Regions from separate parts of the Mus musculus genome. Here region 2 is linked to region 1. The links are chromatin loops, found by intact Hi-C in ENCODE. Cell type or tissue: heart. All regions are shown on one strand. Links, peaks and the distances in the headings refer to the core of each region. The heading gives the core; the rest is flanking DNA. Region 1 holds the start of Stx4a (syntaxin 4A (placental)). Region 2 holds the start of Prss8 (protease, serine 8 (prostasin)).

Evidence for each region. A loop is a pair of places that touch in the nucleus more often than their neighbours do. Peaks named below come from ENCODE experiments on the same cell type or tissue, not always from the same donor. Only the 100,000 strongest peaks of a DNase experiment are listed, where the experiment ranks them.
Region 2: a loop joins it to region 1, with 3 times the contacts of the local background. A loop is called at or near these places in 1 of 42 quality-filtered maps.

The regions. Positions count from the first base shown.
Region 1 is chr7:127,838,720-127,844,086 of GRCm38, forward strand. It overlaps Stx4a (syntaxin 4A (placental)), which reads left to right and starts at 3,089. Exons shown (of 11, transcript NM_009294.3): 1 at 3,089-3,349; 2 at 3,545-3,646; 3 at 3,726-3,825; 4 at 3,965-4,039; 5 at 4,853-4,923. The coding sequence starts at 3,320. In heart, for the core only: a CTCF peak has its summit at 1,351 (motif pointing right); DNase peaks (open chromatin) are centred at 2,972 and 3,782; H3K4me3 peaks cover 2,279 bases; H3K27ac peaks cover 2,098 bases.
Region 2 is chr7:127,929,194-127,934,560 of GRCm38, forward strand. It overlaps Prss8 (protease, serine 8 (prostasin)), which reads right to left and starts at 920. Exons shown (of 6, transcript NM_133351.3): 1 at 605-920; 2 at 364-381. The coding sequence starts at 689. It overlaps Prss36 (protease, serine 36), which reads right to left. Exons shown (of 15, transcript NM_001319147.1): 11 at 5,197-5,367; 12 at 4,946-5,087; 13 at 4,374-4,639; 14 at 4,178-4,299; 15 at 3,445-3,921. The coding sequence ends at 3,637. In heart, for the core only: no CTCF peak of the experiment used is centred there; DNase peaks (open chromatin) are centred at 2,508, 4,527 and 5,018; H3K4me3 peaks cover 1,322 bases; H3K27ac peaks cover 1,850 bases; H3K27me3 peaks cover 728 bases.

The DNA.
Region 1 (5,367 bases), core at 142-5,141:
AAAGAAGCACCGAACCGCAGCTGAGGGCCAAGAGGCTGGCAAACAGGCAGGTATGGTGGAAAGGCCCAGAGAGAGATGAAACTCACAGGAGCAAAGCCTAGAAAGGAACCTTACCCATCTACAGGCTCCTACTGCCGTAGTCCTAACCTTATCCTTTGGAAAATTTCTGTGGTTTTCTGAGACAGGGTTTCTCTGTGTAGCTCTAGCTGTCCTGAAACTCACTTTGTAGACCAGGCTGACCTCAAACTCACCTGCCTTTGCCTCTGCCTCTGCTGTCTGAGTGCTGGGATTAAAGGACTGTGTTGTCACTGCCCAGCACCTAAACCTTTCTTGATGCCATCCAATTCTTACCTTTAGCAAGGAAGAAACTGTCAGACCAAGTTGTCAAAGGAGGAAATTGAATTTCAGAGGGAAACAATGAAATATTCAAGGCAGGGCTAGGTGACAGGTATCCAAGAGTCCCTCCACGCCCTTGTAATACTAACTAGAGAATGAGGTGGAGAAGAGAGTAGGAGAGAGTATGAGGCCGGCAGCAGTTAACCAGAGGCAGCAGCTAATATGCAAGCATACCCTTACAAAGTTCTTTTTTTGTTGGTTTTCTTTTTTTTTTTTTTTTTTTTTTAAAGATTTTTTATTTATTATTATAGTAAGTACACTGTAGCTATCTTCAGACACACCAGAAGAGGGAGTCAGATCTTGTTACAGATGGTTGTGAGCCACCATGTGGTTGCTGGGATTTGAACTCTGGACCTTCGGAAGAGCAGTCGGGTGCTCTTACCCACTGAGCCATCTCACCAGCCCCCTTTTGTTGGTTTTCTTTTGGGTCCCTGGCACCTGGGAAGACCGAGGACTTACATGTGGAGGCTATCAGAATCATGAGACCTTGAAAGTCAGACCCCACAGCAGGCAGTTTTCTCCACATTGTCTTCAGGGGACCAAACCAGGCAGACTGGGCTTCTGAAGAAACGCAGCAACACTGCATTCCCTGAGTGGGGTGGTCAGCGTCAGAGGATCCTCACTCCCTCCTTCCCAGTTCTAGGCGAGCTATACTCTAAAGGGGAAAGGACCAACGCCCCATGCATGGGGTCAGGCTGCATGTGACAATTTCCAGCCTTTTATCTAAAAGATTTAAAGATTTATTTATTTATTATATGCAATTACACTGTAGCTATCTTCAGACACCCCAGAAGAGGGTGTCAGATCTCATTACAGATGATTGTGAGCTACCATGTGGTTGTTGGGATTTGAACTCAGGACCTCAGGAAGAGCAGTTAGTGCTCTTAACCATTGAGCCATCTCTCCAGCCCTAAAGATTTTATTCATTTAATGTATATGAGTACACTGTTGCTATCTTCAGACACACCAGAAGAGGGCATCAGATCCCATGACAGATGGTTGTGAGCCACCATGTGGTTGCTGGGAATTGAACTCAGGACCTCTGGAAGAGCAGTCAGTGCTCTCAACCTCTTAACCGCTGAGCCCTACAATTTGCAGTCTTGATGACCTTCCCAGTCCTTTGCAGTCACCCCTAGTTCAGAGATGGGAGACCAAGGTCCAAAGACAAACATGACTCTCCAAAAGTCCATAGCAACTCAGAAATCTAGGCTTCTCGCCCAGAACCAGAAAGGGACTGACTATTGTTTCTTTTGATGAACTTTCAGGTATTCAAATACCCATTTTTAGCTGTTCTGACACCTGCTGAGGGACTTTGGGGGGTGCGGGGGGGGGGGAAGCTTCTATACAATAGAAGTTCCACAGGGCACAGGACTTTGGTCTGTTGGTCCTTGATATGTCGCTAGCCCATATCAGTATCTATTCCCTAGTATGTATGTGTCCAATAAATCTATCAAGTGAATGTATTTCTGGAGGGTCAAAGCTGGGGAAATGAAGTCGGGCAGTGGTGGTGCACGCCTTTAATCCCAGCACTCCGGAGGCAGAGGCAGGCGGATTTCTGAGTTCGAGGCCAGCCTGGTCTACAGAGTGAGTTCCAGGACAGCTAGGGCTACACAGAGAAACCCTGTCTCGAAAAACAAACAAACAAACAAACAAACAAACAAACAAATCTGGGGAAATGGCACCGTGAGAGAAGCGTAAAGAAGATCAGGAAGCCACGGGCTTTAGTTTCAAATACAGGAAAGGCTACTATTCGGATCAAATCTTCTATGCAGGACTGCTATGTGGCAGCTACCGAATTTGGTGTTGGGGATTCCGTTAAAGAAAAGCAAGTCATGCTGAGACGTCAGCTGTAAGGCAGGGCTGCGGAGGTAACAGTACATTTTTCTCAGTCTGAGCTGCTCTGGAATTGTCGTGCTGCTCAGAAGGTAGCGAGCTCAGCGGGACTGCAATGCTCACTCGGGGCATAGGCCGCCCACCTGTCAGAGGCTGTGCCAGGAGGACGCGGGGGAGCAGCGGGGGGAGCGCCACCTTGGCTGAGGTCACTTCCCACCCCCAGATTCTCTGCCTACAAAACCCTGCAATTCCCTGACGCTGGAGACTCGGGTCTTATTATTTCCTGATTTCCAAGGTCTCATGATACTGACAGCCCCAAATGCAAGTCTTCACTTTGCCCACGCCCGAGGACCCAAAATTAAAACAACAAAAAAGTGAATTCTACAGAGCATCCTTAGTAGGTGGCTGAGAGTAGGCAGTGTACCCTTCCCCACCTCGAAGAAGCTGTTGGGGCACAGCTCAGACGCTGGGGTGTCGGGGACGTCGCGAGACTGAAGCCCGAGACGTCGCTGACAGGCCGGAACACATGACTGGCGGTCGGGCGTGCAGCCCGCGGAGCTGGGCCCGGCCTGTCACGTGATGAGGGGGCGCCATGGGGTGATGTGAGATACGAGGCTCTCAGACTGCGTGCAAATGACGCATTCCCAACCCTTTGGGCAACTAGATCTCGGCTCCAATATGAGATGTTCCGGTAGTGGGGGGGGGGGGAGCAGCGGGGCGGGCTCTGGACTCAGGCAGCCTCGCTTCCGTTCGGCTGCCACTGCTTCCGACCTCCGCCTTTCCCTCTAGCGAGGACGAGCCGAGCCCTCGCGCGCATGCTCGGAGTCATCCCCCGAGGGGCGGGGCGGCAGCTGCGGGAGCAGGATGGGGGGAAGAGAAGGGAATTCCAACCTGTAGAACTTTGGGGGTCCTATGATCGGGTTCTTCCCCACGACTGTGGATGGTGAAAGGGGTGGGGCCTTTGGCGGCTCCGGGGTGTACTGGAGTTCGCTGGGTGAGGGAGGGGGTGTCAAGTGTGAGAGAGGTGCAGGACTTCCAAATTTAGAACCTTGAGGCCCTTTGGGCTCGGGTCCAGGGCACTCCGACCACCATGCGCGACAGGACCCACGAGTTGAGGCAGGTGAGAAACCGGGATGGTGAGGACACCCTGGAGTGAGGAGAAGCGGGGCCGGGCGGGCGCGCTGGAGTGAGGACTCCTGGTTTTGGGTCCCGGGCGGGTGGCTGATGGCCAGGAAGGAAAATCCCGGAAGCCCATGGTTCCTGCGGGGCGAGAACCGCAGCGAGCAACTGTCGCCAATGACTCCGGCCCTGGCAGGGGGATAACATCTCAGACGATGAAGATGAGGTTCGAGTCGCGCTGGTGGTGCACTCAGGTGCTGCCCGGTTGGGCAGCCCGGACGACGAGTTCTTCCAGAAGGTAAGGGTCAGGAGAACCGAGGAGTAGGGCGGACTAGAGTGACACTTAAGTCTTCAGCCCTCTTGGTGATCCTTCCTAGGTGCAGACAATTCGGCAGACTATGGCCAAACTGGAGAGTAAAGTCCGGGAGTTGGAGAAACAGCAGGTCACCATCCTGGCCACGCCTCTTCCCGAGGAGAGTAAGCGAAACCTAGGGCTCACGCACGCCAGCCCGGTGGACTATGGGGGATGTAGTTTTATTCAGGTGATGGCCAGGATGGGTTTGGTTTTGGTTTGTGGGAGAGGCTGTGATTTAGAAGTGTTGGCTTTCTCGTTTAGGCATGAAGCAGGGCCTGCAGAACCTGCGAGAGGAGATCAAACAGCTGGGGAGAGAGGTCCGGGCGCAGCTAAAAGGTGAATGAATTTCAAGGGTCTCAGCCATATCTTTCCCTTTGATTCAGCCCAGTTGCTGGTGTATCTAGTTGTTGTATACAGTCAAGTGATAGATCCAGGTCACACAGCAGACTTGGGTCTAGGATCTCTGTCCCATGGCATCAAAGCCATGGTACTTTGCAGAGCACATTATGGCCTCTCAGATTCCTTTATTATTATTTTAAGTTTAAATTCAAAATTACTTACTGCTCTCATCCTTTCAGGCCAGTGTGTATTCTTTGGGCAAGCAGATGAGAGGTTCCTCCACGCTTGTGGGAACCCACTGGTGTAATTCAAAGAAAAACATATCTCAGAAATTCAGAATTCGCCCCCTTCTCCTCTCCCTTCTCTCTTCTCACCTACTCCTCCACCTCTTCCTCCTATATAGACCAGGATGGCCTCAAATGCACGGAGATCCATCTTTCTCTGCCTCTTGAGTGCTGAGATTAAATTAAAAGCTCGCTCCTTCTTTTTTCTTCTCCTCCTCCTCCATTATGCATTACTACCAGAAGGCATTCCTGTTCATAGTCACTATGTAATAAAAATGTTAGAAAACAAGAAACTCCTTACTACGTAGCTGGAATGTAGATGTGGCCCTGATCTGGTCTCCAATCACTTTTTAAAAATTCACTTAAAATATTTTATTATATGGCTTACACTTTTATTAATGGGTTTGTGTGTGTTCAATATGTAGATCAGGCTAACCTCCAACAGAATGCAGCTGGTCTCCCAAACAATGTTTGTAAGTCTCAGGAGGAACCCCTCTTCCCATCCATCCTTGTGTCTCTCCCACAGCCATAGAGCCCCAGAAGGAGGAAGCTGATGAGAATTACAACTCAGTCAACACAAGGATGAAGAAAACCCAGGTGGGTTGTACTTTCCTAGGACCAAGGGATTTCATTCATTGTTTCTTAGGTTCCTGCATGGTGACTTAGAGGCCCTTGATTCTAGGATCTCTGTCCTGATGCTTTTCCATATAAAAAAGCTTATGCTCAAGAGAGGAAGAACTGGGTGCAGGCAGAGAACCAAATCTCCAAATGCTGAATCCATTAGAACCCCCTGCCTCCTCCAGTCAAAGAGAATTGGCTGTGTCAGACATGACTTAGGCCTGGCTGTGAGACACATACTTTCCCAAGCCTGAGACGGGGAGTTTGGACTGAATAGGGGACAAAGACATTTCTCATGTAGGACTTAGTGCCTTATCATTCTACTCAAGGGAAGAAGAACTAGAAATAAAAACAAGCAGGGTTGGAAAGACGGCACCGAGGTTAGGAGCAGTGGCTGCTCTTCCTTCCAGAGGACATCCTTGG
Region 2 (5,367 bases), core at 172-5,171, 91 kb after region 1:
GAAGAACAGAACTGAACAGCTTTTCAAGGCAAAGAAACTGGAGCTTTGAAAGATAAGGAGACAAGGCTACTAGATAGTTATGCTCAGACCGGAAACCAGTCTACACTGGAGCTGATCTTCTCAGAGCCACCTCCCCTACCCACACTGAGAGTCAGGCTTCGATTATGCCCGCGGACAGCTCACTGCATCTCTTTACCTCAGTTTCCTCATAAAACAAGAGCCAAGATTCCATACACTCAGAGCTGTTGGGACACTTAGTGTGGCTAAGTGCAAGCCCAGCTAGGCGACAAGTGTTCCTACAACCCGCCAGGGGACACCGAGCCGCTGTGCCCTCACTCCCCCAACTCCCGCAGAAAGCCTCACCTTCAGTCCCGTCAGCTCCTGGAGGGAAAGAAAGAGAGAGGAGTTGGCAGGGAGGCCTGAGTCCCCAGAGCCCTTCACGCCAACCGCTTCCCCATAGGGTGATTCCTTGTTTGGGGGACTAACAAGAGAAGAGGGGAAGACGGTAGGAACACGGAGATTCGCGAATTCAGTCTACACGGGGACCAGCCTGCTCTCACCGGGGCTCCTTCTCCAACCCTCCCTCCCGCGGATCCATACTTACGGATTCCCGACTGGAGCAATCCGAGAAGGAGCAGAATGGTCACAGCTTCCAGCTGCCCAAGTCCCAGGCCCACCCTTAGGGCCATGGCCTAGGACAAGGGCCCCCCGAAGGAGCCCCTAGGTAGAAAGGGAAGAACCAGAAGGCTGGTTTTGAAGGCAGGATCTAGGTGTGGGATCAGAGTGAGGAATCCCAGGATCTAGGCTGGGAAGGTGAAGCAGGCTTCTCGGCAGAAAATGGCCAGGGGGAAGACGGGACACACCTTTAGTCTCTCTGCAGTGACCAGCGTGGACCTGTTCTGCCTTACAATTTGGTCAACAGAGACCTCTCCAGGCACTTCAGGAGCCAACCACCTGTGGGCTCCTCCCTCAGCCACGCCCTCCTCCTCCTCCTCGGAAAGCAGGCTTTTTTTTTTCCTGCTTCTGGCCTCTGTGGTCCTTTCCTGGATCCTTTCGCAGTGGGTGCTTTTGATACAGGAAAACTGATCCTGGACAGTCAGAAAGCAGTCCCAGGCAGGACTGGGAACCCTAAGGGCCAGCCAAGTACCCCAGGTCTTATTGGTCACTCAGTTATCACCCCCCCTCCCCCCACTCCTAGTCCCCTCTTCCCCGACAACCTGGCCTGGTCTAGACCTTATTAAGGTAGGGCCACAGCCGCTGCTCAGCCCTTCCCATCCCTCCTCAGGCCAGGTATCTAAAACTAGCATGGGGGAATGCCCCAGGCCAAAGCCATTCGTGGCAGGCCCTCTGTAGAAACACCTTCCTGCAGGTGTTGAGCACGGCTGGCTATTGACAATCATCCGGTAAGTATTTGCTAAGTACCTATCTGTGCACCCGGCACAAGTGGCAGACTGTACCATCTATGACCTCCTTAAGATGATGATGAAGTGGGGATGTCAGACTCGAATCAAGTAACAAAAGGCAATTATTGATTAATCATTTCAAATTAGGAGCTGTGATATAGACCCAATTAGTGGGACTCTCAACTGCACAGTAGCTGCAGGGCTCGTGGAAGAACAACGCTGGGAACCAAATCCTCAGAGGGCATGGAAAGATGCCAACCAAACAACACTGGCAAAGTTAGGCCAGGTGTGGTGGCACGTGTCTTTAAAGCCAGTTGTGCTTTGTCCCACGGAGGCACAGGCAGGCAGATGTCTGTGAGTTTGAGGCTAGACTGGTCTACATAGCAAATTCTAGGATAGCCAAGGCTACATAGAGAAAAATCTCTAAAAAAAAAAAAAAAAAAAGCCGGATGTGGTGGCACACTCCTTTAATCCCAGCAGCACTCAGGAGGCAGAGGCAGGGGGATTTCTGAGTTCGAGGCCAGCCTGGTCTACAAAGTGAGTTCCAGGACAGCCAGGGCTATACCGAGAAACCCTGTCTTGGAAAAAAAAAAGAATAAATAAATAAATAAATAAAGACAAAGCCGGGGTGTTGTGAAGTAGGTAGGGTAGGAGTTCAGGGAAAGGCCTAGGGAAGGCTCGGTGGTAAAGCAATTCCCACGTGCAGGCCCATAAAAACCCAGGTTCCGATCCCTGGCTTTCTGTAAAGTGTGAGTGTGGCGGTTCACAGCTGCAACCCCAGGACAGTCCTGGGTGGGAGTCAGCAGACCCTGGGGCTTTGCTGCCCAGCCAGTCTAGGCGAACCAGCAAGGTCCAGGTTCATGAAACCCTGCCTCAAGACAGGCTGGAGAGCAGCAGCCTCAGAGTTTGCTTGTGCTGGTGCATGCATGTGTGTGTACACATGAGTAACAGGGCACAGGAGTTCACAGAAAGGCAGCCCGTGTGCCGGCCGTCTGTGGGTATGGATATGGGTTAGGTTTAAGCTGAGGAAAAACTGACCCTTACTTCCTCTGCTGTCTGCAGCTGGATTCCAGCCCAGCCCTGGGTCGGAGAATTCCTGGAGGGGGTGAATCAGAGGGAGGGAGGGGCAAGACTCTGGGAGTCACGTGCGGTGCGTTTAGGGAAAGGAAGGGGCAGATTCAGTGTGGGGCATAGAGAGCAGGTGGCTGTACTCACTTCCTTGAGTCTTGGAGAATATTCACTGTGGTACCCAACAGAGAAAGAAAAGAAAGCCTTTAACCACATCTCCCCTTCTCAGTTTCCCCGCGCCACCTACCAGCTTACTCTAGGTCTCCCTTCCCACATCTTTGCTTGTATAATACACTGGACCCCACCCCCAACTCTACCCTTTGTTTACCCATTGAGAAAGACTCCCACGTGTTCTTCAGCTCAGTATTTGCTGTCTTTGTGTGCTCAAACCTCTTTCCTCCTCTAACCGTTTCTTGATCCCTAGCCCTGGTGTGCTTAGATGCCACAGGGAGTGCTTGGTGAACTTAGTATTTCAGGTTCCAGTTGTCACGCTTTGCCAGTTAGCAAGTAATATGGATTAACTGGTGAGTGTAGGGGCAGAGGAGGGACTTGCATGGAGGTGGCCCTGATCCTGGGGACACTGGTTAGGACGTGCAGGAGGGAGTCTCTTAAAGGGTGCAGAGGTTCTTGTGTTTGTGTGTGTGTGTACATTATACATTAGGGTATATATTTGGGGCTAGCTTTCACATCCCAAGGCCTCCTAGTCTTGGACAGTCAGAGCCGGGGCTGTGGTATGCTCCAGGTGCTGGGGACACTAATTCCAATGGAGAGGTGACACACAACCAGCTGTCCACCTAACCTCCCCCGCCCAGAGGCAGGAATGAGGGAACAGCTGCCACGTTATAGGGGATACATTTCCTGGGATCCCAAGGCCTGAGTCACCAAGAGGGTAGAGCCCTATCCTTGGGGCTTTCCCCTTAGCTCTGAGGTGTTCAGCGCCTCTGTAGCGTAAGAGATGCCACAAAGCCACGTGTCTGTATTTACATTTTTATTGTCTGTTCCTCCTCCACCCCCAAGGATTCTTAGATTTAAAGTAGCCAGCACTGAGGTCCAATTATCTGAAAGCTGATGCAGTAGAGGTGGAAGAGGCCCTCTTCAGGCCCGGGAGCTGGCCGGTTGAGCCACATTCCAGCCCTGATGGGTGGTGTGAATAGGAGCCGGGCTCTCAGCGAGGGATCAGTGGAGCCAGGAGGAGGAGCAGAAGCAGAGCAGTGACCTTAGGGGAGCTAGCAGACCCTGCTAAGTCTTGGGGGCAGAGGTCACTGCCTTCAGGAGACCAGTAGGAGGAGCCACCGAGATGAAGAAAATGGGCTTCTCCCACGGTTTGCGATATCCATGTAGCTTCAGGGCCAATGGCTGCAAACAGCTCCCGGTTTCCTCGAACAGCCATGCCCACGAGAACCCAGGGACCTTCCTCAGTCTGGCACAGGAGGGGAGGTGCTGAGGTGACCTGCAGAGTTGGAGCCAAGGCCAAATGAGTCTGTCACACTTCCATCTGGTTCTCTTCCCTAAAGACCCATCACAAAGCACTGCATATCTCGCCCTTAGGAATCCTGGTTTCTGGTCTCTCTAAGGTCTAGCTCCGAAATAATACTTGATCCTATCTGGAACCCCATACCAAGGAACTCCATTTCTATTCGAAATAGGGTCTAGTTGCCCAGAACTACTTTTCCTCTCCCCGCTCCAAGATCCCTAGGCCCCTGTACCTCACATCTATCCTCCTGTCCCTCTGAATAGAGGACACAGAAGGTCCCAGGAGTCAGAATACCCGGATAGAGGCAGTGACAGAGTCGTGGTGTCAAGATGGAGACAGCAGCAACTACAGGAACTAGAGAGGAGAGAGAACTGTAAAGGGTTCTGGCCCGAGGTTACTCCTTATTCCCATGACCCAAGGACTCTCACCTCTGTCCTGTGGGTTCTTCCAGCCCAAAACCCAGCAGCTGGCCCCTGAAGGAATACCCCCTGGGTGTAGGCAGATGGGAAGAGCTGATGGGGAGGGCTCCACCCGAGAGTTCAGCTCCAGTAGAGCCAGGGGGGGTCTAAGTCCTAAGTGCCGGGGCAGACGGATGCTGACGACAGACCGAGATACCTGGTGGCCCTGTGGGAGGGAGCTGACCCCTGCCCGGCCAAGATATACTTCAATGTAGGGCACTGTTGTAGAGCCCAGCCTGTGAGAATAGGAACCAGTATCAGAACCAGCATCCTGTCTTATTTCTTCCATAGCTGGTGAAGTCCTTCCCAGCAGAACAGGGCTGAAGTGGTCTCTAGGACCACCCACCAACTGCTCTGTGATTCCTCTCTCTTCTGCCTTCTCAAATCTAACCAAACCAAACCACCCCAACAAAAACACCCACGGCGGGGGGGGCTTTCTCTGTGCTGTGTGAGCCTAAGCGTGATGACGTCCTACTGCTGCAAGAATCCTTCATCTATCACCCAATTTTCCTCACCTTGCCTCCTAGCTAGGAGAGACCCACCTGAGAATACAGTGAGTGGCTGCTAGGACCCAGCCTGGGGCCACCAGAATCCCAGTGCAGACTCTATCACCAGTCACATGCACCTCCGTCAGCCAGGGCCACAACACACCAGCTGGAGTGGATTTTGGCCTTAGGCCACAGGCTAGAGAGAGGCGGCCATGTCAGAGGGAGTCCCAAGGCTGCCCCCTAAACATCTCGCCAGGACCTAAGAATTACCAGGAACTCCTGAAGCCTCACAGACCCCTGCTCACCACCGTGCTCAGTATGTGTGGGACAAGTCTGTTTCTCGGTCTCCTCCCCTTCAGGGCCCCAGTCCCAGGTTAGCTGGTCCTCCAGGTAAGCTCCCTGAGTCACATGACGGATCCACGGACCATGAGTCTGCATTGGGGAAAAGGCTCGGGGTCGGAGACAACCATCTGAGA